Linked DNA regions of Mus musculus: all the other regions are linked to region 1. The links are chromatin loops, found by intact Hi-C in ENCODE. Cell type or tissue: left cerebral cortex. All regions are shown on one strand. Region 1 overlaps Pknox2 (Pbx/knotted 1 homeobox 2). Region 2 overlaps Pknox2 (Pbx/knotted 1 homeobox 2). Region 3 overlaps Pknox2 (Pbx/knotted 1 homeobox 2). Region 4 overlaps Ccdc15 (coiled-coil domain containing 15). Region 5 holds the start of Gm34538 (a long non-coding RNA gene). Region 6 overlaps Pknox2 (Pbx/knotted 1 homeobox 2). Region 7 overlaps Pknox2 (Pbx/knotted 1 homeobox 2).

The links. A loop is a pair of places that touch in the nucleus more often than their neighbours do. Peaks named below come from ENCODE experiments on the same cell type or tissue, not always from the same donor. Only the 100,000 strongest peaks of a DNase experiment are listed, where the experiment ranks them.
Region 2: it touches region 1 in a loop (5-fold over the local background); 14 of 42 quality-filtered maps call a loop at or near these places.
Region 3: it touches region 1 in a loop (2.2-fold over the local background); 3 of 42 quality-filtered maps call a loop at or near these places.
Region 4: it touches region 1 in a loop (4-fold over the local background); 13 of 42 quality-filtered maps call a loop at or near these places.
Region 5: it touches region 1 in a loop (2.4-fold over the local background); 3 of 42 quality-filtered maps call a loop at or near these places.
Region 6: it touches region 1 in a loop (8-fold over the local background); 19 of 42 quality-filtered maps call a loop at or near these places.
Region 7: it touches region 1 in a loop (4-fold over the local background); 15 of 42 quality-filtered maps call a loop at or near these places.

Annotation. Positions count from the first base shown.
Region 1 is chr9:36,968,470-36,972,469 of GRCm38, forward strand. It overlaps Pknox2 (Pbx/knotted 1 homeobox 2), which reads right to left. Exons shown (of 13, transcript NM_001029838.2): 4 at 1-17. Among named protein-coding and RNA genes, the nearest start is that of Gm34652, 3.7 kb to the right of the region's middle. In left cerebral cortex, CTCF peaks have their summits at 499 (motif pointing left) and 2,382 (motif pointing right); DNase peaks (open chromatin) are centred at 477, 912, 2,372 and 2,693; H3K27ac peaks cover 2,315 bases.
Region 2 is chr9:36,893,398-36,897,397 of GRCm38, forward strand. Pknox2 (Pbx/knotted 1 homeobox 2) reads right to left here. Exons shown (of 13, transcript NM_001029838.2): 11 at 1,914-1,990; 12 at 923-1,101. Among named protein-coding and RNA genes, the nearest start is that of Fez1, 63 kb to the left of the region's middle. In left cerebral cortex, a CTCF peak has its summit at 1,730 (motif pointing right); a DNase peak (open chromatin) is centred at 1,783; H3K27ac peaks cover 3,100 bases.
Region 3 is chr9:37,052,042-37,056,041 of GRCm38, forward strand. The region is part of intron 2 of Pknox2 (Pbx/knotted 1 homeobox 2); the gene reads right to left. The region is part of intron 3 of Gm34538 (a long non-coding RNA gene); the gene reads left to right. Among named protein-coding and RNA genes, the nearest start is that of Gm34538, 17 kb to the left of the region's middle. RefSeq lists an enhancer at 1,298-3,237. In left cerebral cortex, no CTCF peak of the experiment used is centred here; DNase peaks (open chromatin) are centred at 1,868, 2,210 and 2,823; H3K27ac peaks cover 3,606 bases.
Region 4 is chr9:37,327,924-37,331,923 of GRCm38, forward strand. All of the region lies in intron 4 of Ccdc15 (coiled-coil domain containing 15), which reads right to left. Among named protein-coding and RNA genes, the nearest start is that of Gm34885, 18 kb to the left of the region's middle. In left cerebral cortex, CTCF peaks have their summits at 488 (motif pointing right) and 1,744 (motif pointing left); a DNase peak (open chromatin) is centred at 1,739.
Region 5 is chr9:37,033,487-37,037,486 of GRCm38, forward strand. All of the region lies in intron 2 of Pknox2 (Pbx/knotted 1 homeobox 2), which reads right to left. It overlaps Gm34538 (a long non-coding RNA gene), which reads left to right and starts at 3,827. Exons shown (of 7, transcript XR_003948122.1): 1 at 3,827-3,871. In left cerebral cortex, a CTCF peak has its summit at 1,948 (motif pointing right); a DNase peak (open chromatin) is centred at 1,053; H3K27ac peaks cover 1,040 bases.
Region 6 is chr9:37,142,429-37,146,428 of GRCm38, forward strand. The region is part of intron 1 of Pknox2 (Pbx/knotted 1 homeobox 2); the gene reads right to left. Among named protein-coding and RNA genes, the nearest start is that of Pknox2, 2.9 kb to the right of the region's middle. In left cerebral cortex, CTCF peaks have their summits at 2,086 and 3,004; DNase peaks (open chromatin) are centred at 2,023, 2,500, 3,070, 3,297 and 1 more place; H3K4me3 peaks cover 3,149 bases; H3K27ac peaks cover 3,346 bases.
Region 7 is chr9:36,914,080-36,918,079 of GRCm38, forward strand. The region is part of intron 7 of Pknox2 (Pbx/knotted 1 homeobox 2); the gene reads right to left. Among named protein-coding and RNA genes, the nearest start is that of Gm34652, 58 kb to the right of the region's middle. In left cerebral cortex, a CTCF peak has its summit at 2,460 (motif pointing right); DNase peaks (open chromatin) are centred at 1,463 and 2,479; H3K27ac peaks cover 1,628 bases.

The sequences.
Region 1 (4,000 bases):
TGATTCACATGGAGGATCTGTGGGCAGAAGAAAAGGGGCCGCACAGTTAGTACAGAGTCCAGGCAGCCCAGGGGACTAATCAGCTCTACATTTTTTCCCCTAACCTGGAACACCTGGAGTTATGGGACATGCAGGGACTGGATGCAGGTTCTTCAGGGGAACAAGTCAGAGGCCAGGTGGAAAGAAGTTTGCTGTGCTATTTTGACTCAAAAGAAATAATATTCAAATTATATGTAAAACAATCTGTACCCCTGCAGTGATGCTTGGCTCGGCATCAACTCGGGCCTGGTTGGTAACGGGGAGGCAGTGGGTAGCTTGACCAAGGCAGGCTTGCTTCATCTCTCTGCCTTTGACAAGGGTGCTCCTTGCTCCACTCTTCACCGGCATTCAGACCCATCAGCATTCCCCTGAGCCCATCCGTTTCCAACTTCAAGGCTCAGGGTCTCCAAGCACCTGGCTTACCCTCCCAAGTGTACTCATTACACCCCCTAGTGGTAGCAAAGGACACGGGCCATCAGCCTTCTTCAAGACTAGTCCAGAGGTGGTCTGCGTGGAAGTTTTGGGGAAGGGAAAAAAACAGAAGAGTGCAGACACCAGGACTTTCTTCTGTTTGGGTTCAATATAGAGTTGCCAGTATGTAGAGGCAGAATTACCAAATGGATGGCCTGCTTCTTACATAGGAGACAGGCCATGAGGAAGTGTGTGTGTGTGTGTGTGTGTGTGTGTGTGTGTGTCTTTACAGGTCTTCTTCACTGCATTCCACTCCACCTCATCATCAGTAAATGAGCTGCCCCTTGGGGCCTCAAAATTTCTCCTTGAACTAGACCAGGGTTTGTAAGCAGAGACATCCTGGCAATGCCACCCAGGGAAACTGAATGCCCGGGGAGATGCTGAGTTGCAGTGGATGCCTTGAAATATTTAGAGCCAGCCACTCACAGGCTAGATACTGATATAGCACTGCCCAGCATGGGGAAGGAAAACCTGAAGAACACAGAGAGGGGGAAACTCTCTCCAGGGCAGAGGGGGCTGGTGAGCTAGAAGTCTTTGGGATCCAGTGTTCAGATTTCCCTGTCTCTCCCTGAAGGTACTTGGGGCCTCTATCAGGTCTCCCCTAGCAACCTAAAGGAATAGAGGTGCCATTCAAAAAAAAAAATATTGATCTCAGGAGTGTGTGTGTTTTGTCGTTATGTTGTTGTTGTTTGTTTGTTTGTTTTGTTTTGTTATTGTTCTTTTCAGAGAGGGAAAGAAAGAGCTACCCTGACCTGACCTGAGTCTCCAAAGTACCAGGCATGCTTTGACCTCAAGCACACAAGCAAAGCAGAGGGGTTTCATGCTTCATTCAGCAGATGCTTATCACAGATCCACTCTGTGCAGGGAACTGTGCTAAGGAGTGAGGCAGGATGGGTGAATGAGGCCAGATCTTCTCTCTGGGGTGGGGGGTATGGTTGGTGGAGGGAGGTGATAATTTGGCAGGAAGGAAGAAAGTAAAGTGGGGACCGGTGAGGATAGTGCTGGCCAAGCATCTTGGCTACAAGGCTTGTCCTTCTCTCATTCTGACCCGCCTCAGCAGACTGACCACTGGGCTTGCCTTGTGTCCATCTCAGTGATGGACACTGAGACCCAGGCTATCCTTAGCACAGGAGCCTAGGAGAGAGCAGAGTGTGGGAGTCTCTCTCCTCTGTCAGGAAGACTATCAAGGTTTGTCTTCATTGCCCGGATTTGTGTGGATTGTCGCCAGTCATAGTAAGCAAGGGGAGACTAGAAAGAAATCCATAAGGAAAAAAAGGAAGCAGATTATTTCCTCCTCCTCCTCCTCCTCCTCTTCCTTCTCCTCTTCTTCTTCCTCCTCCTCTTCCTCCATGCTAGAGATGGACTCTAGGACTTTGTGCTGTTCTAAACATGTACTCCACCACTGACCTACACATCCCTTGCCCAGAGGAAAATGTCTTGAGATACTAGAAAGACCTTCAAAATGAAGACTTCTGAAGAGAGCTAGGTGAGGGGCACACATACTCCTAGCACTTGGGAGGCAGGTATAGTGCATTTCCAGGCCTCTAGGGTCTACATAGTAAGACCCTGTACACACACACACACACACACACACACACTCACACACTCACACAGATACACACACACATTCCCCAAAGACGATACTAAAACAAGTATATGAGTTCTCTCTTTTAAAACCCGGAAGAATAAGGAAATAGAGATCTTGAGAGATGTTAAGAACTCTGGAAGATAAAGTAACTTTGACTGGGCCTTGGTTCTGGAGCGCGGGGTGGGCCTGGCAGAAAGAGAGAGCCTGGGAGTGAGGAGTGCCCCAAAGCACCAATCTTTTTCAATGACTGAAAAGGCTGCAGGGTTGTAGTACCAGAAATCTCCAGAAGAGGGAGCACAGGGCAGAGACACTGCTACAGCAATATCCAGGAAGGTTTTTTTTTTTTTTTTTTTTTTTTTTTTTTTTTTTTTTTTCCCTCAGACGATTGGGGCAACTATTTAACACTGGGTTTGAGTCTTTTGGTAACTTCATTCCGTAAATGAGAAACTCACAGTGAAGGTAAGGCAAAGAAAGCTCAAACAGAAAAATTATGACTAAACAGAAAAGTCATAAATCTCCACTCTTTCCTTAATGCTCCCATAACGAAGGCAAGGGCTGTTTAGAGATGGTGTCACTTGATAATGTCTGTTGCAGAGCAAAGAAGGATAGCTGAGAATCCTAGAATCAACTATCCACGAGGCGAAAGCAGTTTTCAGTTCTGAGCCTGCCAGCTGTACAGCAAGGATGCTAGCTGACTCTGGCTCCTCCCCTTTTCTGGAGTCAACATAAAAGTTCCTAGGCCACTGCTGTTGCCCTCTAAGGATATTTTTTTTTCCTGAAAGAGAACTGGAAGCCACTTTAAAAAAAAGGCTTAAGTTACTTTCTCAGCCTAGACAAGTACAGCCACTTTTGGAAACTTGACCCAGGAGCTCAGTTGCCAAAGACCTCTATGCTCATCTGGGGAGTCTTGCTGTGTCCTTAATCCTTCGCACGCACCCCATCTTGCTTCACCCTGAAGGGGCATAAGCACCATCCTGGAGAGGAATGTAGGGATGTTTGTCATCCTGTCAGATGTAGGGTCTGGATGTAGGGAAGCCCTTTAGCAATAGCTGGGGGGTCTTGGATCTTTAGGGAAACCTGCCCTATATGCTTTCTTTGGTAGCAGAAAGAGGACCAGTTCAGAGTTTTGGGGCTCCAGAGCTTTCTTCAGAGGTTCTGTGGGGTCACTGGCCCTGTCCAGAGACCCTCTCATTTCTGTCATTAGATGTCACCAGGGCATTCAAGGGACCACAGCCAATGCCACAATCAGAGAGCTCTGAGGAACATTTACGCTGGAGAATTGCTTGGTCTGGACTCAGCTGAAGAATTTTCCCTTTAATGCTGAGACCTTTATTACAAGACATGGTGGGGAGGAGTGGTGGTGGGGGGAACCCTATGCAGTACTCAACTCCACAAGATATCCAGGAGGAAGTAATTTGTATCACTGATACTGTCATTGAACTGGTCCAAAGTGCCATTTTGCAGACTCAGGAGCCAAATGAGGTCATGGGAGACTGGGGCCCCAAAGGTGGGTACAAAAGAATCTTCACTCTGAGAAACAGGAATGTACAGCTAAGGGGTGCCCCCTCTCTGTGCCTTCTTAGCACTAGCTCCCCAGAGTCAGTGCCATGATGCCCTCAGACTGGAGCACAAACTCCACTGTGTTGACAAACATAGGCTTAGGGAAAAAATTGCCAAGCTCGTTAGAAGGAGCTCATTAGGACTTGTTGACATGAAACCCATTAGACCAATTAACATTCCATTAACGGCCTGGGGCACCAAGGGGTTAATGCTGCCGGGCAGTAATTGGGCAGGGGTGTAGGGGTTGGGGGCTCAAGGCCTTAAGGATGAGAAACAAAGTCTAATTGGGAACTGTCTGGCCAGCTGGCCTGACAGCATTTGTTCCTGGCCCCTGACCCTAAC
Region 2 (4,000 bases), 75 kb before region 1:
GAGGAAACTGAGTCTTGTCTTCATCTTCATCTTCTGCTAAGTCTTGGGTTCCAGATACTGTGTCACCACTGCTAGCACTGGGATTTTCTGCAGACTTGTCCAGCACCACCTCTATTTATTCCTAATCTACCTCAACAGATGGCAACACGTCACAGAGGAACCTGTGTACAGCCATAGGCATGCAGATATGCATGTGCACGGGTGTCTCCACCCTAGTGCCCACACAGCGATCTTCAGGGGCCAACCTCAGAAATGTCTCGCTGATTAAATTATCCATTGTTTACCATGAAACCAGCACGTTGGAGAGCAAGTATGGAGGGTGTGATAGAGAATCTGGAAGAACAAAGCTTCCCTTGGCCTCTGTTCACAAGCCAGCTGCCTGCCTTGGTATTTATAGATGGCCTTGCCCTTGGAGAGCTAAGTAGATAGTGTCTGTGCTCAGAAACTTGGGAGTATGAGGAGCAAGGAGAAAAGGGCTCTTGCTGAGCAACCACTGACTCCAAGGACCACCCTCTCCCATTCCATTGTGAGCTTGCTTTAAGTTTGTTAAAACTTACATGAGAGATGAGCGTTGTGGCTCATACTTGGAAACCTAGCACTAAGAGAGCAGAAGCATAAGGATCAGAATACAAGAATAGCCTTGGCCATATGAGGCCAGACCACATGAGATCCTGCCTCAAACAAAACAAATCACAGATAATAGCAATAACAAAAACAAACCAAAAATGTGCACAGAACATCCCTTCTTAGTAAGCTCTCTCTCTCTAAAAACAAAACAGAACAAAACACAACAAAACAACCTGGTACAAGCACTGTGGAAAGTAATGACAGGACCCTGGGGAAGGAGACATTCACCCTTGAATCTTTGCTTTTCGGGAGCCCCACCAACCCCAACCGAGGGCATCCTTAGGCCTGGTCTTACCATCAGGGTTCGTCCCTGGGGTGCCACCCTGCTGTTGCAGAACCCCAGCAGCAATGGAATTGGGCCAGAATCTTTGGGTGGGCCGGTGCTGAGACTTGATTTTCTTGGCTTTGGGAGCAGGATCTGGGTTGCTGGCATCAAGCATGGGCTGCAGGATGCGCCTCCTGGCATTGATGAACCTGCCCAGGGGTGATGGGGAAGACCTGGTTAGACACCATCTGGGCCGCATGGATAGTGTTGGGGTGAGCAAATGTGACATTTAAGCTGCTCCCCGCAAATGTCTGTAGGCAGGGGTACTAGTCTACAGGTAAGAAATCCTATGCCCGAGGAGTTTGTGAATTACCCAAGGTTTGGTGATCAAAGACTCTGGGAAGAATGCATGAGGAGCTGTCAGAAATCCTTACTCAAGATCCACCAGAACTGAACAGAGAAGGGAAGGGCTGTGGACACAGTCACCAACTTTTGGACTTATAACAGGGGCCTAGCTTTAGGGTCTAGTACCTTCCGTCCATCCTGACCAGAAGCAGACAAGGACACCCTACATCCCTGCCAGTTCAGGAAGGCATCTCTCCCTCCTCATTCCTAGCTTACTTTGTAAAATGTTTTGGTTTCAGCATACATGGAGTTGGGTAGACCAGATAACCACTGCTGGATTGGATGTGCCTTTGGTATCTGATGTAAGACCCTCTGGTCTGTCTCTGCTAGGCTGGTGAACCCAGATTCTCTAGCAGTGGTATTGTTTTGTTTTGTTTTTCCCCCTAAACTCATTAGGTTTCCATGGATGTACTTGACCCAATTTCCCAGCAGAGGGTGCTGTGAAGCTGCAGTTGAAGGCCAGGCCAGGCTGACTCCAGCTCCTTGTATCTGGCCTGGCAGTGGAGCTGAGGCTGAGGCAGGTCTGGGCACTCTCTCTCCTCTCCCTGCTCAGAGTTCCCTAGCCAAGCATGTGCTCCTGGATCTGAGAGCCTGTGGGCAGGTGATGCCAACTCACCAGTTGTTTACTTGCAGAAGGGTGAGGTTTGTCTGCGCGGCAATCTGCCTCTTCTCATCTTCAGTGGGATAGGGGTGCTGAAAGGAGAGAATGGCTAATGAGGAATTGTGGGCATATGGAGGCTAGATTGTCCTGGTGTTCATACCCAGCACATGGACACAGCTCAGGAATGGGGAGCCGGAACCGGAAAAGGGCAATGTTTGCTCTTGAGGACAATGCATCTGGAGTGTACACAAGAAGCTCCCACGTGCCTTCGACTCCCCCAGCACAGTGCCACACAATGGGGACCAGGGCGGTTTTTACAGTCAGTTCAGTATTGATCGCAAGGCACTTTCCCCTGACTCTCACTTGATTCCCCAGAAAGGCAGGCATTCTCAGAGCTAGGATCAACAATGGTCTTGAAAGCCCCCAAAAGGCAGTACATGGGGAAGGGGCATGAATTAATACAATCTAAATTACTTGTTATTTATATCTACTATGTATCCAGATTTTTCCTAAGAATTTGGAGAGACCAGATATATACAGTGGTACACTACTGCCATAGGACCTTTTAATCCTTTGCAACGCTTCCATACATTTAACTTCATTTAATCAAACATATTAACATTGTGAGGTGGGCCAGGCAGTAGTGACACACACTTTTAACTCCAGCACTGGTCTATAGAGTGAGTTATAGGACAGTCACTCAGATGGTCCTACCACCTCGGTTCTTCAGACTATGGCTCTGCGTTCCCTTGCGGAGGGCTGAGTGGTACAGATATCTCCTACGGTCTTGCATACTCTGGTCTGGCCTTGATTACACATTTATTCCCTCTCTTGAACCGCACTTCATGAGGACACAGTGCACATTTAAGAATGTGTCTGCACCATCTTTACACATAAATGACCACTGATAGAGGAAAACAAAGGCAAAATTGGAGATGCTGAAGTTTCGGCGCTGAGCACCGTAGAAATGTATGGAAAGGGAATATGAAGTGGCCAGAGCCACAGGAAGATGGCTGAACTGAGTGACATTAAAGAAAGGAAAAGTCTGATTGGGTGTGGTGGCTCATGCTTATAATCACAACACTTCAGAGGTGAAAGCAGAGTGATCAGCCTGGCCTACAAGAGACTCTCAAAACAATATCCTCCCCCCGCCCCACCACAAAAAAAAAAAATCACAAAAATAAAACAAACAAAAAACCTACCTGGAATCAGAAACAAAAGAAAGGGAGAACCTAAGGAGGAGGGTCTGGAGGCCACTGAGTGTGGAGCCAGACAACACTGAGTTAATGTAATTCTGGGGCTTTCTGAGGCTCTGGCACAAGTGCCTCACAGGCAGTAGGCATTGGGAGAGTCTAAAGAGACTATGGATTAATCCTAGAAACAGAGAAGGAGACCTGGAGGTCTTGGGCATAGAGCGCCAAGCCATCCAGCATTCTCAGACCAGGATCTTTCTTTCTGCTCCTGTTGCTAGTAGACAAGAAATGCTTGGACTCTTTAAAGTCCCAGAGATTGGGGCTCCCAAACTAGCTCTATTGTGAGACCTCAGGCATGGCATTTAACAAGACGTTATTAAGTTATGTGATGATTAAATACTTGCAAAGAGTTTGTACGGTGAGGATGGGGTGACTTGGGCAAGATGTTTAAAGCTCACAGAGGGAGCAGTTGGAGTATTGCAGCCTTTGAAGTGCTGGCGTTAGCAGTGACAAAGGAAAGCAGCCTCTTCAGCTGGCCTCCATGTCCCTTGACTAAAGCAATCAGGATCATGTGTTGTTTTAATTCACACCTCTGACCCTGACCACCACACCAGGGCATCTGATGCTGTGATTCATGCAATATTAAGAGTCTAACAAGAAGGAATGAACACCAGAGTTACCAGAGCCAATTTCATGCTAATTGGAAGAAGGCCACAAGGGGAAATGTCAGGCCGTGTAAGGGTGAACAGGCAGGGATCCTGGTGATATTCCCATCCTACTTCACAAGGGTCACAGGAAGGAGCTAAGCCTTCCTATCTATGGCTGCCAGAATCTTTCCCTGTTATCTATGGAGGATTGGTTCACAACCCCTCATAGACAGCAATATCTATGGATGACCCATTCTCATTC
Region 3 (4,000 bases), 84 kb after region 1:
ATTGTTATTGTTAACGCCTTGTTATGCCTGGTTTATAAATTAAGCTATGTCATAATATATACATACAGGATGAAACATCATAAATATAGGTACCATGCACAGACATCTTCTACTAGAGGACCTTGAATATCTTCAAGGAGAAAATACTCTCTGAAAAAAAAAACTCTCTGAAAACTGAAATATGATCTATTTAATTTGTAAACCTACTATTATTTTTAAAATCTGTTTTAAGATAACTGATGGCTCCTCTCGAATCTTTATATATCTATCTAGCTTCCAGAAAAAAGGGACAGTGCTGCTTTCTGACTTGTCTCTTACATTTTCCTTACCCAAGAAGTTTGAAAGGCTCTCAAGTAAAAGAAGTCAGGACCGGGGATGTACTGCAGTGGTAGAGCTCTTACCTCATATGTGTGTTTCTGGAAGTGATGCAAAAAAGCAAACTAAGAAAGCACCATGTGGCCTTAGATATGCACTCTATTTCTGTCTGTATTTCAGTTTTCTCCCTTCTGAAAGTAAGAACTTACCTCCTTGGGAAAGGGGATTAATTCTCTTCTGCCCACCCTTATGAGCACCTCTTGTAGCAGCCATTGCCCCCTGGAGATCAGGACTTCTCTACAGAGCATGTCTCCTCTTTAGAGTTCCTCTGACTAGGTGCTTGGCTAGAATGCTCTCATTTGCTCTAGAGCACTGTCCCATCCGGAGAAGCAAAGAGGCCACAGTTGGCCTTTAAGCCTCCAGACATGGCTAGGCTAGGGGGTGGGGCTGTGAGGAACAACAACAAAGGGGCTAGGGACCTCTTATAGAAGCTCCTGTTTGTCGGAGTGGGTTTGTTCATAAGATTTGAATGAGGGTACAATGGTGCCCTGCGTCAAGGAAAGATTGAGTTTTTAGGTTTTTAGTGTTGTATTTCATAAAGGGTCTGAAGTGATAAGGAGCTCTGGAGATTTTTAGGGCCTTGTTTGGTTTTGGAGCCCTTTCTTTACCCCTCACAGCCTTCTGTTATGGAGTCCACGCTGGGAAGTGCTAATCAGAAGCAGCGCTCCCATTTCCTAGGTGGGAAAAACCCATCAGTGTCTAAAGTTGGCCACTTTCCTGATTCCCCCTCTTGGGGGAGGGAGCAATTCCACACCTGTTTCCAAGGCTTAACTTGTGCAGCTGTGGCACATGGACATCTGTCCCCTCGTTTTAAGAGAGTGGAGACGGCAGAGCAGGGCTCCTTGAAAGTGAAACCACTGAAGAAAACAGCTGGACGGGCCACCCTAATAACAGTCTATGACTTTCAGATCTTTTCCGGGACCACCCACATAGCTGGTCCAAGTCCCAGCCCCAGGGTTCTTAGGGTTACTTATGAACTCCATGTCTAGCCTCAGTTTCCCCATTTCCTAATAGGCCTTTTTGAGAAATGAACTGCCCAGAAACAAAGTCCACAGCACAAGTCCACAGGGGCCCAAGCTGCATTCCTGTGGACCTGGGGAAAGACATCAGGCACAGGCCAGGTTCAGGAAGGCACACAGCAAACAGCAGCACTGTTGCCTAGTCATGGCCCCCAGAAATCCTTTTTCCCCTTGGACGTCAGTACCTTATCCGGAAAAGGGACCAAGATTCCTTGTAATTCCTACGCTGAGGGTGTACCTTTTTCTGACAGAGTCAACGACCATACCGGACTTTTCAATTCAGGAAGTTTCCAGTGCTATAAGCATTTTCCACCTCTAAAGAGGGAGAAGAGAGTTTACTTGGGCTCCTATTCCTTGACATCACATGGATGGGGCAAGTGGGATTCATTTATTCCTGCAAGGGTACGGAGATAGAAGGCAGAAAAACAGGAAAAGTGTCCCCACCCACCCACACCACATATATTCACCTACACTGTACAGCAACCGGGATTTTCTCTTCCAGCTCTAAGCCTAGCCAAGCAGCTGTTGTCTATACCCAGACAAAGGACTGAGCTATCCTCCAACCAAGCCCAAGCTTGGGGGTCTGGGGATGGGCAATGGGAGGGGATCAGAGCCAGCCAGACTGGGAGACTGCCTGCAGTCTTAGCCTCTGATCCAGACGTTGTGTGAAGACAAGACTGAGATAACCACTTTTTGTGGGACCGTGTGGGACCCTAGGCGCCCTCTCCCCCATCCCGCTCGGCTCTCAGCACACGCCCTTGGGCTGAGCTAAGTCCAGAACCCGGCTGAGTAGGGGAATTGTTCTGAGAAAGTGGCCCGTTGGCTGGTTGCTATGGAAACCGACATACCACAGCGTTGACCCCAGAGAGGTTTAGCACGCTCCCCCAGCAGGGATGCCAGCAGCTGGACTGCAGCTGTTACAGCATAAGTGGGGGCTGGAGCTGCCGCCAGCAGTCCCTGCTGTTTGCCTAAACTAGGCTGGGCAGCAGAGCCCCTCCGTGGACTCCGACCCCCACCTCCACCCCCATCCCAAGCATTACACTTGCTCCAGTCAGGAAAGGAGCCTGGTTCCAGCCAGGATCGATGGGGATAGGGATGGGAGCAGAGCTCAAGAGGAGATCTCCATGAAGCACAGCATATCCCTAAGGGTGCCCTGGGGAAACTGAGGCCCAAGGAAGAGGAGTTTTGGTTCCTGGTTATACAACCAGAGCATGGTTGGGGCTGGCCCAGGGCTCTGCCCCTCCATGCTTGTGGTAATTCCATGGTAACTCAGCCTCCTTCACTCCAGACACCAAGGGACATGAGGGAGGGGGCATCCGAAAATGAGAAACAAGAGCAGGAGGGATTGGGAGGCGGGAAGCTGATAACAGGAATAGAAAGGAGCACACAAAGAGGAGAAGGCATGTGAGTTTATGAGCAGATGGGAACGAGTGGGAGAAGTAGACAAAGTTGAGAGGCAGGGAGTTAGAGGAGGAGAAAAGAGAGGTGAGGAGGTGCTGGCGTGGAGGAGGGATGGATGAGACAGCCTAGCAGCTGGCTCCCCAGCTGTGGTCTGCATTCCTCCCTGGCAAGAAGGCTTGGGTCCAGAGGATTGCATCAGAAAGCAGGACAGGACAAGAAACACGGGAAGATGCAAAAAACAGAGGAGACATGGAAGTGGATTCCAGATTTCGGGGAGGCAGCTCCTGCCATTCTATAATGTCTAGAGTTCCTCAGGTGGCCTAAAGCCAACATGCCAGCCAACTACCTGGACACCTATGACCCTGTGCTAAACTGCACTCGATCCCGATGCTCAACAAATACCTTTTCAGACAGAGAGGTGAGACTACTTCCCTCCTTGGGCAGCCCTATAAGCTGGTCACCCAACCTATTGTCTCTGTCAGGAGGCCGGAACATAAGCCTTTACATTCTCTCTAGACTGCCTTCTTTCCTGGCTCCCAGGTGTCATCATTCCTGCTAATGAAAGGAAAGATGTGGAAAGGAACTCTCTCTCCCAGGACCACTGCCACATTCTCACCCCAGCCCTTTACCCTTCTTTTTTCATGTAGAACTGGGTATGCCACCAAAGCACCTTGTAAGCCAGTAGTCCTCCTTAGTCCTGGCCAAGACTCCTTCCTCCTCACTTCACAATGAGTAACTTCCCTTTTAACTCCTCCTCACCAGCCAGCCTAAGCTTGGTCACAGGGCACTGGCAGATTGTCTCCATTCTCCTGCCCTTCTGAACCTCCAAGGAATGGTTCTTATGATGGCTTGGCCTCATGGGCACAGAGACATGGGTCAGCGAGGGAATGAACAGTCACTGTGACACACCAGAACTGGAAGTCTGATTTGGCAATGGGTCTGTAGATTGCTTTTGCCTACATACAACCTATTCAACTTCTTAACAAAAATGTGTTATCTCAAAATATTTCTATTATGTTTTACTGATCTGACAAGGACAGCATCAGAGGTGAAGCCCTGCTTCTCCGGTTGGCCAACTCTCTTCCCATTGAGCAAGACATGCTCGCTGATCAATTGTGAACTCAGCTTCTACTTGGGAAGGAGATTTGCTGGTCAAGAATATTGCTGATGCTTCCCATCTGGCCAGTGAGATCATTGAAGGCATT
Region 4 (4,000 bases), 360 kb after region 1:
TTGGTTTTTTTAGTGTGTGCATGTGAGCCAATGCTTGAAGGACTGAGGACAACTTGTGGGAGTTGGTTCTCTCCTTCCAACATATGGGTCCCAGAAAACAAACGCAGGTCACTGGGCCGGTGCCAAGCACCTTTACCTGTTGAAACAAGTGTCCCTACCAAATCACAGTCGAAATATGAAGGCCAGAAGCCCATCTGCAGAAATTGATTTTCTCCTTTCACTATGTGGGTCCTTGAGCTTGAACTCAGCTCACTCGGCTTGGCAGTGAGTGCCTTCCTACACTGAGCCACTGGCCCCTAAAAATGTTTTTTATTTCATCTTTTTAAAAAATATTACAATTATTTATTTCATACACTTGAGTGTGGTTTTGCTTTTGTTTTTTTGTTTTGATTTTTGTTTTTTGTTGTTATTTTTTTTAAAGATTTATTCATTTTAGTTTTATGTGCATGGGCATTGTACCTGCACGTATGGCTGTTAGCCATGTGTGTTCAGTGCCTGCAGAGGTCAGAAGAGGGCATCAGATTTTCTGGAACTGGAATTACAGACAGGTGTGAGCTGCCATGTGAATGCTGGGAATTGAACCTGAGTCCTCTGGATGAGCAGCCTTAACCTATGAACTAACTTCCTTCCTCCCTCCCTTCCTCCCTTCCTTCCATTTAAGGGAAGTGTAATTAAGTTAATAAAATGTAAGCATATTACCCAGATTTAGCATTAACTCCTAGACAACCCTGCTTTTCCAATAACCCTCGGCACCCTGTGGTTTGAATGCCAATGTCTCACACACGCTCATGTTTGGATGTTTGATCCCTAGCTTGAGGAAGAAGCTTATGAAGCCTTTAGAAGAAGGAGCTTTGTTGGAGGAAGGAGGTCACCGAGGTGACCTTGAGGTTTTAGCATAGCTGCATTTCCTAGAGACTTTGCTTTCTGAGTGCAGGCATAATGAAAACAGCCAGCCTCCCCCTCCTGCCACCATGCCTTCCTTGCCTGCTGCCTCATGGACTACTGCCCTGACCTCTAAGCCAAAATAAATAAGCCTTTTCTCTAAGTTGCTTTTGTCAAGGTATTTTATCAAGGCAACAGCAAGATAATTAAGACAACAGCTGATGCTTATATTATCACGTATAGTCCAGATGCCAAAACATTTTGTCCTTTAATATTTAAGCATCAGATAAGCTTTAAAACCCAATGCTGGCCAGGCCTGGTGGCATTCCCTAGGCAGAGGCAGGCAGATGTCTTTGACAGCCAGGGCTGTTACAAAGAGAAGCCCTGTCTTAAAAAAAGCAAACTGAACTGAACTAAACTAAACAAAACAAAACTAAACTAAATCTAATCAATGCCAGAGGCTGGAGAGACAACTCAGCAGTTAGGAGCACTGACTGCTCTTCCAGAGGGCACTAGTTCAAGTCTGAGCACCCACAATAGCTCACAACCCTCTGTAACCCCATTCCAGGGGTTCCAATGCCTTCTTCTGGCCTCTGCACGCACTGTACACACATAATGCATAGACATGTACATACAGGCAAAATACCCAATCATATTAAATAATAAAATAAAAAGTTAGGAAACAAAAACTTTAAAACCCCAACCCCAGTATTCTATTTTTCTACAGCTTAAAGAAACAAAAACGGAAACGTTCACTAACATTCAGAAACTAATTGTGTTTGCCATTATTTAATCAGTCCTAGATAAAGCAAAGGAGTTAATGCATTAACAGTTTCATTGGCTGGTTTCACAACGACATCTAGTGGATTAAAAGTGCAATAGCAATAGTAAGAATAAAAACAACTACTGGCTGTGTGGGCAAAAGTTCATAGGACCAAATTAATAATAAGTCACCCAACATCCTTTGTAAGTCAGCTCTTTCCAGGAAATAAAAGCAGGGGAGAAGGTATACAAATTTTTAAACTTTCATTTCATAAACTTTCACTTCATAAACTAAGATTCTTTATAACCTGATTTCCTACCTCACCTCATTTCTGTTCTTTTCCTTCATAAAATACTAACTGGAGGCTTCATCACTTATTGTAGACAAAACCAAGCATATTACAGATTCTACACTTTTTACTGTTCTTATCTCAAAACGTCAAATTTATCAATTCAGTTCAGCATACCAATTGAAAATAAACAGTTCAATTCTGTCTCTTGCAGGAATTCTCCCTGTACTCTTCCCTTATAATTTAAAATTTTAGAGTTCCCATGGCACAACCTTTGGAGTATAACAGACTATAGTATATCTCTCTGGAAAAATAAACCCATAGAGGGTCCTATTTCACATGTTATTAATATCCCCTACAATGCTTAACACATATAATGTCTTCCCTTATATGCTGCCTGATGTGTTAAAGCCAGAAGAAGTCCTATTACAATGAAATTTATAGTGAAAATCATGATGGCAAAGACGGAACCTATCCTTCACTCTTATATTGCTTATAATGTATCCAGTGCCTAGTTTAATAAATTCTTCATTTTTTTCTTTTCTTTCTTTTTTATTAGAGTCTACATGGCCCAGTATGGCCTCAAACTTTATATATTTCTAACCTGATTCCTGAAGGTTAAAATTATAAGTATATATCACCATGTCTGGCTCCTATTTATAAACTTTAAAAAGACAATTAAAATAATTATAAAAATGATTACTACAAATCACACAATGCCCCCAAAACAATGAAAAAAGTTTGGGGTAAAAGAAATTTAAAAAACAAGATTTGAAGATGATAGCATGTCTCTCTTAATACTCTCTCTACTTATACATAGATGACAATTCAATAATGACCAAGCATTGTGGGGAATGAGGAAATTCTGAATGAATATTGCTGAATGGACACAGCCATGTCAAGGACCCAGTCTTAGGGTTTTACTGCTGTGAAGAGACACCATGACCACATCAACTATTATAAAGGAAAACATTTCATTGGGGCTGGCGTTCAGTTCAAAAATTTAGTCCATTATTATTACGGTAGGAAGCAGGCAGGCAGACATGGTGTTGGAGAGGTAGCTGAGAGTTCTACATCTAGATTAGCAGACATTAAGAAATGACTGCCATACTAGGTATGGCTTGAGCATCTGAGACGTCAAAGCCTTCTCACAGTGACCACTTCCTCCAGCAAGGCCACACGTCCTAAGAGTGCCATTCCCTAAGGGGGCTATTTCCTTTTAAACCATCACATTCCACTCCCTGGCCACTATAGGCTTGTAGCCATATCAAAATTCAGGCATGCATTAAATCCAACTTCAAAAGTCCTATGGTCTTTAACCGGCTCACCACTGTTTAAAAGTCCAAAGTTCAAAATCTCTTCTGACATTCATGCAATCTCTTAACTATAACCCCCTATAAAATCAAAATGAAAAGCAGATTACATATTTCCAACATATAATGACACAGGATATACACTGCAATTCCAGAAGGGTAGAAAGGGAGCATAGTGAGAAAATACCAGATCAAAGCTGTTGGGAGCCGCGCCCACATTCGCCGTTACAAGATGGCGCTGACAGCTGTGTTCTAAGTGGTAAACAAATAATCTGCGCATGTGCCAAGGGTATCTTATGACTACTTGTGCTCTGCCTTCCCCGTGACGTCAACTCGGCCGATGGGCTGCAGCCAATCAGGGAGTGACACGACCGAGGCGAAAGAGAATGCTCCTTAAGAGGGACGGGGTTTCGTTTTCTCTCTCTCTTGCTTCTTGCTCTCTTGCTTCTTGCTCTCTTGCTTCCTGCACTCTGGCTCCTGAAGATGTAAGCAATAAAGCTTTGCCGCAGAAGATTCTGGTCTGTGGTGTTCTTCCTGGCCGGTCGTGAGAACGCGTCTAATAACAATTGGTGCCGAATTCCGGGACGAGAAAAAACTCGGGACTGGCGCAAGGAAGATCCCTCATTCCAGAACCAGAACTGCGGGTCGCGGTAATAAAGGTTCCCGTAAAGCAGACTGTTAAGAAGGATTCAACTGTATGAATTCAGAACTTTTCAGCTGGGGAACGAGAGTACCAGTGAGTACAGCTTTACG
Region 5 (4,000 bases), 65 kb after region 1:
ACTGGCTTGTGAAATTTCTCACAATTCAAAGTTAGTTCTTGTAAGCCAACCACAGCATCTCACTGCCTTGAACCCAACTACTGCTCCTTGACTTAAAGTTGGTGCTCTATGCCTCACAGTAGTAGGGGTGACACCAGCTCAGCAAGTGAGGTACAGCAGGCTGTAAGTTGGTTCATTTATCCATCTCACAGATAGAGATATAGATGACTTTATATGGGAACTTAAAAGACCTCACGTTAGTCAATATTGGATCCTCTAAACTTGTCTTTGAATATGTTACCCTGTGCTGGTGCTCTGGGGTAGAGTTCTCAGTGTTCCTTCTCACTCAAACAGTATTAGTACACATAGTGGCTAATGAGAGCACAGGCCAAGTCCCCATGTTGGGCTCTGAGCCAGCAGGCAATCCATACTCCATATACCTTGGATCTTCAGCTACAGAGCAAGAGACAACAATCTGTGCAGTCCTGATGGCTCCAGACTTTATGGCATGATGGGACAACACTTCTGCCCAGCAGGTCTCAGAGACAAGGAGGACCCTAGCTCCTGTCCTCAGCCATGTAGCCAGCTTGTTCCCAAACAGGGCCATTTCTGTTACTCAAGGCAAAGCACTCCCCTTGAGCCGAGCCAGTTCCCAAGAAGTGGCATACTGGGCACCCAAACAGCTGGACCAAGAGATGCCTTCATAGAAGCTGCGGGCACTCAGTGATAAGACAGCCAAAGATGAAGAATGGTTTGGGAGAGGTTGTTCAGAGCTGGGGATGGAGGCCAGCAGGGGAACAGTTGACCTCCAGGCGTCCCTGGTGGAGGTTGGATTTGTGTATTTCCTGAGCTAGATTGATTCCAGGCCTAGAATCCATCATTCCCTTCATAATACAAATAATCACCAAATGTGCTCAAGCACTTGGTAGCCTGGATATCCACTCTAGCAATTCTCTGTGTGGACAGTGATTAGACCATCATTATCTTAATGCTTCTTAATTTATCTTTCTGATTAGCAACTTACCATTTTATTTGCAAAAAATAGCCTTCTGCTGGGTGGAAGCCAGCCGAGCACAGCAGCTGTCATTTTCTCTGCACTAAATCAGGCCAGGCTTAAGTTGGTTTTCTGGTGATGCTATTTCTTGTGTCTTGGCTGTATCAGGCACCACAATTCATCATGGTTGTTGTTGTGAAGCAAAAGCACACCCCTGAGGGCCTGTGGGCAGAGAGGTCACCTCTACTCAGTCAAAGGGCCCGGAATAAGACACACTCTAGGCAAGGCTCCCAGAAGTGCTCTTGTGGTGCCCATGTGAGATGAGGAGGGAGGTCAGTGGTACAGGTACATCATAACCCTTGCCATCTAAAACGCACTTACTGCTTTTTAGCAATGCACCTCTCTATGTGTGTACCATGATCACTTCTGTTTACAGATGGGAAGACCAAGGCTAAGGGGGCTGCATAATTTGCCTGTGGTCCTATAGCTACTGAGTGGCACAAATAGCTTTAAGCATTCTCTTTGTGGACTCCCAGGACCAAAGATGCTCACCATCGTGTTACATAATTTTCTCAAGCACAGTAGACATAGCGTGAGATGAGGGGTTCTCAAGTGAACATTGTGAGAGTGACTCTGGGGGGGGGGTCACCCTGTGTAGTTTTGTTGCACACAGAACTGAGCTGAGATGTCAAGCATCTTTTTATCTGAGTCACAGATATTACTTCCTTTTAAATTTTTTTAAAAATGTGTGTATTTTTATCTGTAAGGGTGTTTTGCCTGTATGCATGCAGTTCTTGCAGAGGTCAGAAGAGGGTGTCACATCCCCTGGGACTGGAGTTACAGATGTTTGTAAACCACCATGTGGGTGCTGGGAATTGAACCTAGGTCCTCTGGAAGAGCAGCCAGTGTGCTTAATTACTGACATACCACTCCAACCCCATAGATATAATTTTCACTTTTCTGCCTGCATGTATGCCTTCAAGCCAGAAGAGGGCACCAGATCTCATTATAGATGGTGGTGAGCCAACATGTGGTTGTGGGAATTGAACTCAGGACCTTTGGAAGAGCTAGTGCTCGCTCTTCACCTCTCGGTCATCTCTCCAACCCCCTTCCAAACTTTTACCAGCTGTCTATCCTTGGGGTCATATGAAATTTTATCCTAGTCAACCGTCTTGTCTTTCCATAGTTTAACAGACTGCTTTTCAATTTTTCCTACCTCCATCGAGAGAATGTCGTATCTCATTCTGTCCCTGAACCATCCTAGCGCATCACTGCCAAGAAGAGAACTGTCCCTAAAAGATCCATTGTCATTCTGCTTGGATGCACAGACTCCATGCTTCCTGTGTTCAACTGTTCCTGACCCTGGCTGAGCAGAATACTTAGGTATTCAGGTATCTGAGGGAAGGGTAGAGATTCATGAGTTGGCCTCCAAGGACTTGAGGATTTCCTTAAGAGCATACCAAAGGAGCAGCTGGCTGAAATGTTGTGTCTTGACCCCAGTCTGAGATCTTCAGGTGATACCTCTGTAGGCATTCAGCTCCCTGACCATTGGACACATCTTCAGATCTTATGGAAATTTGTTCTATATCACCCTACATGCTAGGTAATAGTCACACAGGGCTATTAAATTAATACAAATGTAATTAAGTCCCCCACTTGTCTGGCAGTTTTAAATGTTTAGTCATTGAATGTGGCTAGCAACTACCAAACTGGCCAGTTTAGACCAAGGGCATTCTCACTTACTGTGGAAAGTTCTGTTGGACTACCATAGTCTGAATCCAGTCTGCTTTGATGCCTTTATAAGCAAAGTTGGATAGCTACAAGATTCTAATTTAAGTAGATCATGACCTACCTCTCATTGGATTGTAGAGGTCAGTACTTTTCAAGGTGTTGTGTCCGTACCAGTAACATCACTAGGAGCTTGAAAATACAAATTCTCAGACCCAGGCCAGATCTACTGAATGCAGAGGTGGGGCCCACCAATGTGTGGATTACACCTCCAGGTGATTTTGATGCCTGCCTCACACTGAGACAGCTATGTTCTAGTCATTGTGGTAAGCCTTTCTTATTTCATTTAACCTTGGCATGGCACTGTGAAATTCATAGCAGATCACCATTTTATAGATCAGGAACTGAGCTTCAGAGTAGGAAGTAACTAGACATACAATAAAGGCAGATTTCAAGATGTTATCAGCTTCTAAGGCTCCTAAATTGAAGCTGGCAGACACAGCCTCCTTGTCAAGTGCCCTTTAGAGGACTGGGAATATTTTAGTTGACAAGTTCAGCAGTAAGACCCAAGATAGGAAACAGAACATGGCTAAACCCCCAAAGCAGCCAGGAGAGTCAACAGTGCTATGGTGGCAACAGCCACCCCAGCTAACTGTAAGTCAGATGATATCAAGGGATACCCGTCAGATCCACTAGACATGGCTCCCAGTAGATACATGAGGCCACTGCTTCACAACTGTCTATCTGGCAATGTCTGGTGCCATTTGAGGATGTTGCCACTGAAAGGATGTAGACAATGTTAAGATGTAAGGATGCTGGGAGATGTAAGGGACAAGGCAGGGCTGTCTTATCCTAAATGAAGAAAAGATACAGATTTTAGTAGTAGAAAGCCGTGTACTCTCTACTTGGGCACATGGTCTTTATCAAGGTCTTTCTGGTCTGGCCCAACTCTAGGGGGTGTTATTTTAAGGATGCATTTCCTTGAGGGGGCTGGGTTGCACTAAAAATAAAATTCTTCCCTGGATGACTGTAGTTTTGGTTTTTAAAAAAGAGTTTAAGGAAACCTCCAGTGATTGTATTGAGGATTAGAGATAGAAATTGCTGTTCTTTCTTTAATCTCTGCAGCGGTCCCCAGGCTGGCAGGCTGGATTTCACAGAAAGAAACACAAGGTTTGTTTTGTACAAAAGTCATGTTCACCAAATAGTCAACAAACATCCGGTGAGCACCTCCGTTATCCAGCCCCTTCCCTCGGGTCATTTCATTTAATCTTCAGAACAGCCCCATAAGGAGCTGTGATT
Region 6 (4,000 bases), 170 kb after region 1:
CCTGGTCAGGCTGCTTGGGTAGAACCCAGCAGTGCAGCTCCTCCCTCTAAATTCTGCTTCTTGATATAATTCAATTTCCAGTAAGTCATGGGTCTCTATATGAAGTGTCTTATACAAAGCATGGTGAATAAGACCTTGGTTGGATTCAAGGCTTGTGAACACTCATGATGATTTTGTTTTCCGTACTGCTTCTTCTGCCTCTCCTCCGTGTAGCTATTTCAATTTCTCTATCCTAGAGTCTGCATTTTATTTGATCCAGACTCTTTGCCTCTCCCACATGCTTTCACCTCCAATAATTGCATCATATATATATGATATATATAATCATATATGTGTGTGTGCAATACATATGCATATATATATATATATATCTTACAGGCCTGGTACTGCACAGCAGAGGATAAAGGAAAACTCATAACAGAACTTCTTACTTGCCTCCAATTAAATGTGCTCTATATTAGGTAAATCAGAAACAAAAGTTCAAAATTGGAGGTTGAATTTCTGAAAGGTGAGGTGGGTGTGTAAATAAATACCAAGGAAATTTTGCAACATGTTGGGAGCCTATAAATTTTATTGGTTGTTTCTTTAATTTAAAAACACACACACACACACACACACACACACAGTATTATTAAGCTTCTAACATTTAAAAATCTAATTTGTCCCGCGCTGAGGCTGTTTATGTTGCCCAATGCGTTCAGTAAGGGCAAGAAAATCAGGTTGATCTTGATCGCTCGCTCTGCTTCAGTTCCTAAATGGAGCTAATAGAGACCCCTTTTAAATGCAGCCTTCTGCTTTCTAGGCATGCACGCCTTGGTCTCTAATGGGTTACAGCCCAGGGCTGAAGATGGACATGGCAGAAAGAAATTTAACACACACTCTGGTGTACCTATAAACTTTAAGGCCAAGAGAGGCAAAGTGTGTTTCCACTTAAGTCAAAACTCCATGAATTCAGGATTCCCCACTCACAAGACAGTAATTCTCCTTATTTCATCACTAACTTACTTCAAATGTGTTTATGCAATTTATTGCTACTGAACTTCCAGGCAACTGGTGTAGAGTTAATGAAACCCAGCTTGGAGAAGCTTTGAGCTTTGAGCAAGTAACCACAGTTTAAATGGTTATGACATGCGGTCAAAGCCACAGGCAGGCCCCACTGCAGTTTCTGTGTTAGTCAAAATCCTTGTCATCTCACCTTTTGTGCCAAATAGATTGAAAGGAGGAAGAAAAAAAAAAAACCCGCTGAAAACAGCCTGCCTTGTTCTTCCTTGGGTTCCCAGCCTTTTAAACCGATCCATCTTGCTGATTGCAAGGCAAGGCCCCTCCCCCAGGGCACAAGTAAATATTTTAGTCTGAATTAGTACCCGCGTTAAAATCCTGAAACCCAGTTTGTGTTATTGAATTGAGGAGGGTCGGGCTTTATATAAAGCAGTGTGGGAGGGGGCTACCAGGGAGGCACTGAGCAACCTTTAAAGCTAGCTAGCTTCTGGGAAAGCCCAGAGGCAACTGAAGGATGCACAGATGAAACTGGATGAGGGAGAAGTTAACTTATCTTTCTGAATTACGCGGAACGCTGTCTTTTATTAATCCCCATTTTCAAGTGGTGTTCTTCCCCCCACCCCCACCCCCCAGCTCTGTTCATGTGGGAATCCCAGCAAGCTCCCTCCTTCTAAATGGGCCCATTTTGGAAGAGTAAAGGGGAGGTACTAGATTTGTCGCTGCCGCACAATAAAAAGGCCCCTTTGAAAGCCGCACTTTCATTAACTTAAAGCAATCTATAGACTTAAAAGCACAGAGCAGTAAACTCCTAGAAAGGGTCATAAAACAGCCAGTCTCGAGTTGGGTACACTTCGCTGCGATTTGCGCTAAGCATTTTACTGTGGTTGTTGCTAGGCCCATCTCCCTCGAGTAACCCCCTGGCCCTCATTCCCTGCAGATCCTCTTTCTCTAGGCTTTCATGCCTTTCGATCTCACAAAAGGGAGGCGGTGACCGGGGAGTCTCCGTGGGGTCACGGCTCCCTCCCCCGCTCAGCTCAGGGCTGGAGAAGAGCGCTCAGGAATTCCAAGTCTGGAAAACAACAGCTCCTGGTAGCGGTCGCCGCGCCCCCGGCCGCGGTGGCCATTCTTGGGTCCTGCGGCTTCAGTGCCCCAAAGGACTGGCTGGCTTTCTCAATTCACGGTGCACAGAGAAATCATGCACAGAGAAAATCAACTCCCAACACACACACACACACACACACACACACACACACACACACACTTACATCCATCCCTCAACCTTACTCTTTATCTAAATGTCCAGAATGTAACATCTTCAACCCTCCTTCTCCCCAATCTGCTCTTTCCTTCTTTAGGACCCCTCCACTCCACCCACTGGTGAGCTAGGCCCGAGCCTTGAGGAAGTAGTTTGAGTATGAGATACGAGCCCCTAAATAAGAGACACCCCACACCTACCTACAGGCATACACACATGCGTGCATTTGCATCAAGGTCCAGGGGCCACGGGAAGGTCAGAAGGCAGAGTGGGAGGGCAAAGGGGCTAGAGTTTGGGATAAAACCATGTTGCTTTTGAACACCATCATTTCTGAGATTTGGGAGGGGGGTGTGTGGGGGGGCGGATGTTTAAATCCGTTTAAGCTTGTTATCTTGGATTCTACCAGTTGAAGAGCATTTGAATTCCAGAAAGCCAACAGCCTGGAGAAGTCCCAAGATAACATATGTGAGGGTAAGGAAACCCCGAACTTCCTCCTCCCTCTAGGATAGAACCTTGCCGGTATGGGCCGGCCTGTGCGCTCTTCGACATTGCCCTGGACGAAGCAAGCATCGCTTGCAGATAAACAGGCGGCAGATCCGATGAGGACTCCGGAGTTCGGGAATGTCTTTCCTTTGGCGGCAGCCACGATTCCTTAAGCCCCAGTAGCACCTCTCTACTAGTGGCCCCCTTGCCTGCGTCGCCTACCACTGTCCCGGCGGGCCACCAGCAACCACCCCGCCACGCTGAGGCCACAGACCGCAAGTGACTCCCAGAGCCTGCTGACTCTGCAGGGCCAGCTCCTTGGCTCCACTCGGACCCGGATGATGCTACCCGGTCACTTCGTACTGAATCACTATTTTTGTGTACCTTCCAGAGTCTTTCTCCTAGGTTTCAGCCCTGTGCACCCAGATCCTCTCATCCGCAAGATTCGCTTTAGGGGGAGAAGCAGCAGACGTTCGGGGCTCGCTCACCACGGCTGGAATCAACTACTTTTCTTGCCTACATAAAAGCTTTTCCTCCCACACGCTGTAAGAACCTGGACGCGCAATTCTTCCTACATTTCAATATCCTGATCCCGAGTGTCAGTTCTAAAACAACGTCACCGGCTCCGGAGTCAAGCCTCGGAGGTAATCGGGGCCCCGGCGCCTAACTCCAGCCCTCTGTCTTTGCCGGCATGTAAACTACACAGCGGCCCATCTGTCCCTATTCTGAAAACAGCTTGATTCCTGCAACCCAAACTCTAGCCTGCTCCAAAACCCAGCCCTCCTTTAAGGGGCTGATCCGCATCCCCCTCCCACTCCCAACCCGCGTCTTCCGACCGCGCGGGAACCCTGGCTGCCCTGTGAAGGACTCTCCAGACAGCGCGGCCCACTGCGCTCGTTTCTTCCTTGGCTTTGGAAGCCAGCCTAACCCGAAAGAAACAGAAACTTCGCGCGGCACATTCAGGACCCTGCCCCATCCCCATCGGCTTTCTTCTCGGGACGCTTTCCGTGCCCACCTCCCCCCCTTTTACGAATTTATCTTCTAGCTCTTCGCCAAGGACCCCTAATCCTCCCCTCCCCGCCCAAAAGACCCAACAATACGTAGAGAGCCAGTGACCCTACAAATTCTCCTCCTACTCCTAGTTAGAGTCCCTGAGCGTCGCCCCTCGGGTTCTGGTTTCTCTGACTAACACCTCCCCCCCCCCCATACACACACACATACATACACACACACACACACATGTTCCCCTGTCCCCACTGATCC
Region 7 (4,000 bases), 54 kb before region 1:
GAGCCTCCACCCCCATTCACTTGGTCTGGGCAACTAAAGGGAATTTTTGTTCTGGCTTGGATCATTTTCTCCCCTACTCTTCTCCACCCTTCCCTTGTTGTTTAGCTGTGAGGCACCGAGAGGAAGCCAAAATACACCAGCAAAGGGGTAGAATGGAAAAGTTCAGGAGTAGAGACCGCAGGCAGGGCCAGGGCTGGCAACAGCTTAGCTGGGGCGAGGAAGAGAAAGCAGAGGCCTGGCCTTTCTGCATTTGGTGTCTCTCCCTGACATCTGCAAACAGGGCTGCTACTTCACACACCTCCCGAGGCCTCAGATATTTTTATAAAGATTTATTTTATTTTGAATTATGTGTGGATGTGCATGTCTACGTGCCATTACATGCACGTGGCAATGCAGGTGCTCTCAGAATCCAAAAGAGGCCATGGGCTCCCCTGGAGCTGGAGTCACAGGCAGTTGTGAGCCACTGCATGTGGGTGCTGGGGACAGAACTCAGGTTCTCTGCAAGAGCAGCACATGCTCCTAACCACTGAGCAACCTCTACAACCCACACAGGGTCACGGAATCAAACCCTCAGCTATTTGTAAATTTCAAAGCTTTCTCTAGCTAGCCTCCAGCATCAGACAGATCTGAAGATTACCAATTTACCATATACATGAATATCGGAGGGTGCTAATTAGCCACTTGATTTCATGTTAATTTCACCATCACCTTCCAGGGTCAACAAGAGAGAGAGAGTGTCACATTTTCCTCGAAAGGATTGAAGTCCCTTTCAGGACTTCCCTGACTTAAACAGCTATAGGTCTCCTGGTCTTGTGTGTATGATAGAGGCTAACAGAGAGAGGAAAGGAACTTTGGATTTAGATCCACTGGCCCTGCTACAAACACACTGCCTGGCACTGTTTGGTGTCTAATGATTTATTTCCTACTTCATATGGCTGTAGTCACTTGAGTGGCAGAGCAAGGGTTATATCTGTCCTCAAAGCCCTAGAGCCCTAGTGTTTTTTTATTCAGCAGTAGGAGAAGTTGAGTCAAGGCTACACAGGACAGCACAGACCTCGTCATATGCTTCCTTTGGTATTCTCTGGTGCACCCCTGGAACTTGGTACCAAGCCTCAGAAATCTAAGTATAGCCCCCGTCTCAGAAGAGGGCAAAGACCCCACCTTGCTGTGATGTCAGGTTGCATATTAGTCTGTAGCTCTGTGGAACGGTGGCGACAGGGCAGCTCTGACTCTCTAGGGACAGTCTTCGTCATTTTTTTTTTTTTTTTTTTTTTTGAAGAAGCCACTGTGGCAGCAGCGAAAGCCCTGGGGAAGAATCTATTGGCTAAATACATGGTATTGTTGTCTTCTCAACAGCTTCCTGGAGGCTTATCTGACTCCAGACCCAGGCGGCTGCTGTGTACACTCACAGAGGGACACCCACAGGGAGCGGAGAAGCACAGTGGTTGCAGTGTAAGTGACACTTCCAGCATCCAGTCTCGCATCCCTCTCGAGCTGTCTAGGCACCAGGCACCAAAAGCAGCTGAAGCTGAGCTCAGTCCAAGAACTCTGCTGTCTCTCTGGAGAGCCACAAGAAACCTGGCCTCCACAGGTGGTATGACCCCCCCCCACACACACACCAGTTTATTTGAGGTGGACAGGCAATGAGTCCCTCAGAAGAGGCTGAGCAGAGGGAGAAGCAACTTTACAAAAGCAAGGAACATGTGCCCCCAGAGTGCCACCTGCAACACCCTCACCCCTGCCCTCATCTTATGCACATCAATCAACGGTCATCAGTTTTACTTCAACTCTCATTTCTGGAACAAAAAGGAAGACTTCTTCAGAGAAAGGGATTTACTAAGAAACAAGAGGGGCTCTGGGATGGATCTTGGGAGTGTGTTTGTGGGATAATGGGGCACACAAAAACTGGCTGTGACCACAAGATTGGATCTGTGCTCTGACATCAGCTGGAAGAGTTGTCCGTCTCCTAAGACTTCTGTCTTTACTCTTAATAGGGAAAGGGCCTGAGATGCTCAGGAAGTTATTTTTCACCTAAAGAAGAAATTTCTGGGAAGCACACACACACGATCTCACATACAAATACTCACACACATTCACACACATGCACATATGCACACATACATGCATGCTCACACCCACACACATTTATGCACATATGCATGCATGCACACACACAAACACACACACACACACACAATGGGGTAAAAACCTAAAGCATGACAAAAATAAATGATGGAAACATTCCTCTTGAATGTATTTTGAGATGTTTGGAATTTTTATCTTACTAGGTTGTCCCTGAAACAGGGAGATAAACTGGATGACCTTGCAAAATCCCTTGCATTTTAGGATTAAGAAAAAAACAAAACAAAACAAAAAACCGATGGTCTCTAGGATTCCAGTGAAAGGATTAAGGAACAGGATCCAGATACAGGGCCCAGCCATCTGCTATCCTTGCCCTGGCCACTAGGGGTCTCTGCGGATCCATAGCCTCAGACCAGCTCACCAACCCCTCCCAGATGGCTACCACCAAGACTAACTTGCCTGGTCCGAGGGGAGGGTGGGACGTATTTCAGTGTCCCACTTCCACTGGAAGCTTGTCCCATCTTTCTAGGCATGGACGCGGACAGTCCTCTTGACTCTTCCTTATTTCCTATCACCTTTTACAGGGCACACAGAAAGGTTCTCTCTTGTGCAGATGTCTGTTGCCTTAGCTTGGGAATAGGTTTGTGAGGGAAAGAAGGCTGACTCTTCCTTTGACACTGTGCCTAGCACATTTTGGAGTGCGTGCTAGATGCTTCATAGATCTGTGGTCTAACTGGGCTGTACGCGCGTCTAGGTGGTTGAGGAGGTTGCCTCTGTCCCCAGACAGCCTTTCTGGCAGAGTCCCTCTGTTCTATCACAGCCAGAGTCCTGCCTTAGACCAAGAAGAGCTAGGCTTGCAAAAGCAAGGAAGCCAAGCACATATAAACAAACCATCTAATCCTGTCCTGTTCCACCCCAGCTGGGGGCTTTGGCCTCAAGGGAAAGGCACTCCAGGCCTGTGGAGACAAGCAGCAGCTGCTGCTCTTAAGGAACACTCCTTCCCGGAAGGAGCGGGAGCTCTCAGGTTTCACCCACCGGGCAGGAACTACACACTATGAAGCCCAACAGAAGTCACAGCTCTACTGCTATGGCGCAATGGGGTAGCACAAATCCACTTCTTGCCTCCTTGGTCTGGGGTGCTGCTTTCCCGTCTAAGTGGTAATACTCCTGAGGTGGACCACCTTCCTTTGTCCCCACCCGATCTGAAAAGTCACAGGTCACGTCCTCAAGATGATCAAGCATGGGGCAGAAGTCCTAAGGCCTTGGCAAGAGTGACTGCAGTATACCGCCTTCCACCTCCCTGATAACTTTGGAAAAGCAAAGCTTGCTGCATGTCAGGGAGAAGTCTACCCCTCTGAGGGAGAGATGGGCCGTCAGTGACTTCCATAGACTGCTGGGGAGTCCCAGAGCTAAGAGCTGGCTCCTTTACAGGCTGCTAAGCCCAGTACATTAGGATGTCCTACTTACTTCCCCATCTTCCAATCAGTTACCAAATCCAAACTCATGCTCCACAGTAACTGCTATGTCCCCTCAAGTCTCTGCATCCCTGGATTGCAGTCATCCCATGCCTAACCTGGGACCAGGAACCTTGCTCTCCTCTCTATCTGTAACAGGATGCCACTATGTTAGAAGAACACAGGCTCTATAATAACCATATACACATTCACTACTTAGTGTATGGTGTCGGGCCTGTCTCTTTTCTTATATCCTTTTCTCTTTCCTTGGGTGTCATAAGGAAATATAATGTCCATCTGAAGTCTTGTGAGGGATAAATTAAAATTTTACACATAAATACTTAGTGCACGCTATTTTTGTGATACGGGGAGCTCAGTCAATGCTGCGGGAGCTCCTTTCTCACCAGTTCATGTTGTAGCCATAAAAGCTCAATTAATTTGTCCTGCAATGTGTCTCCAGCACT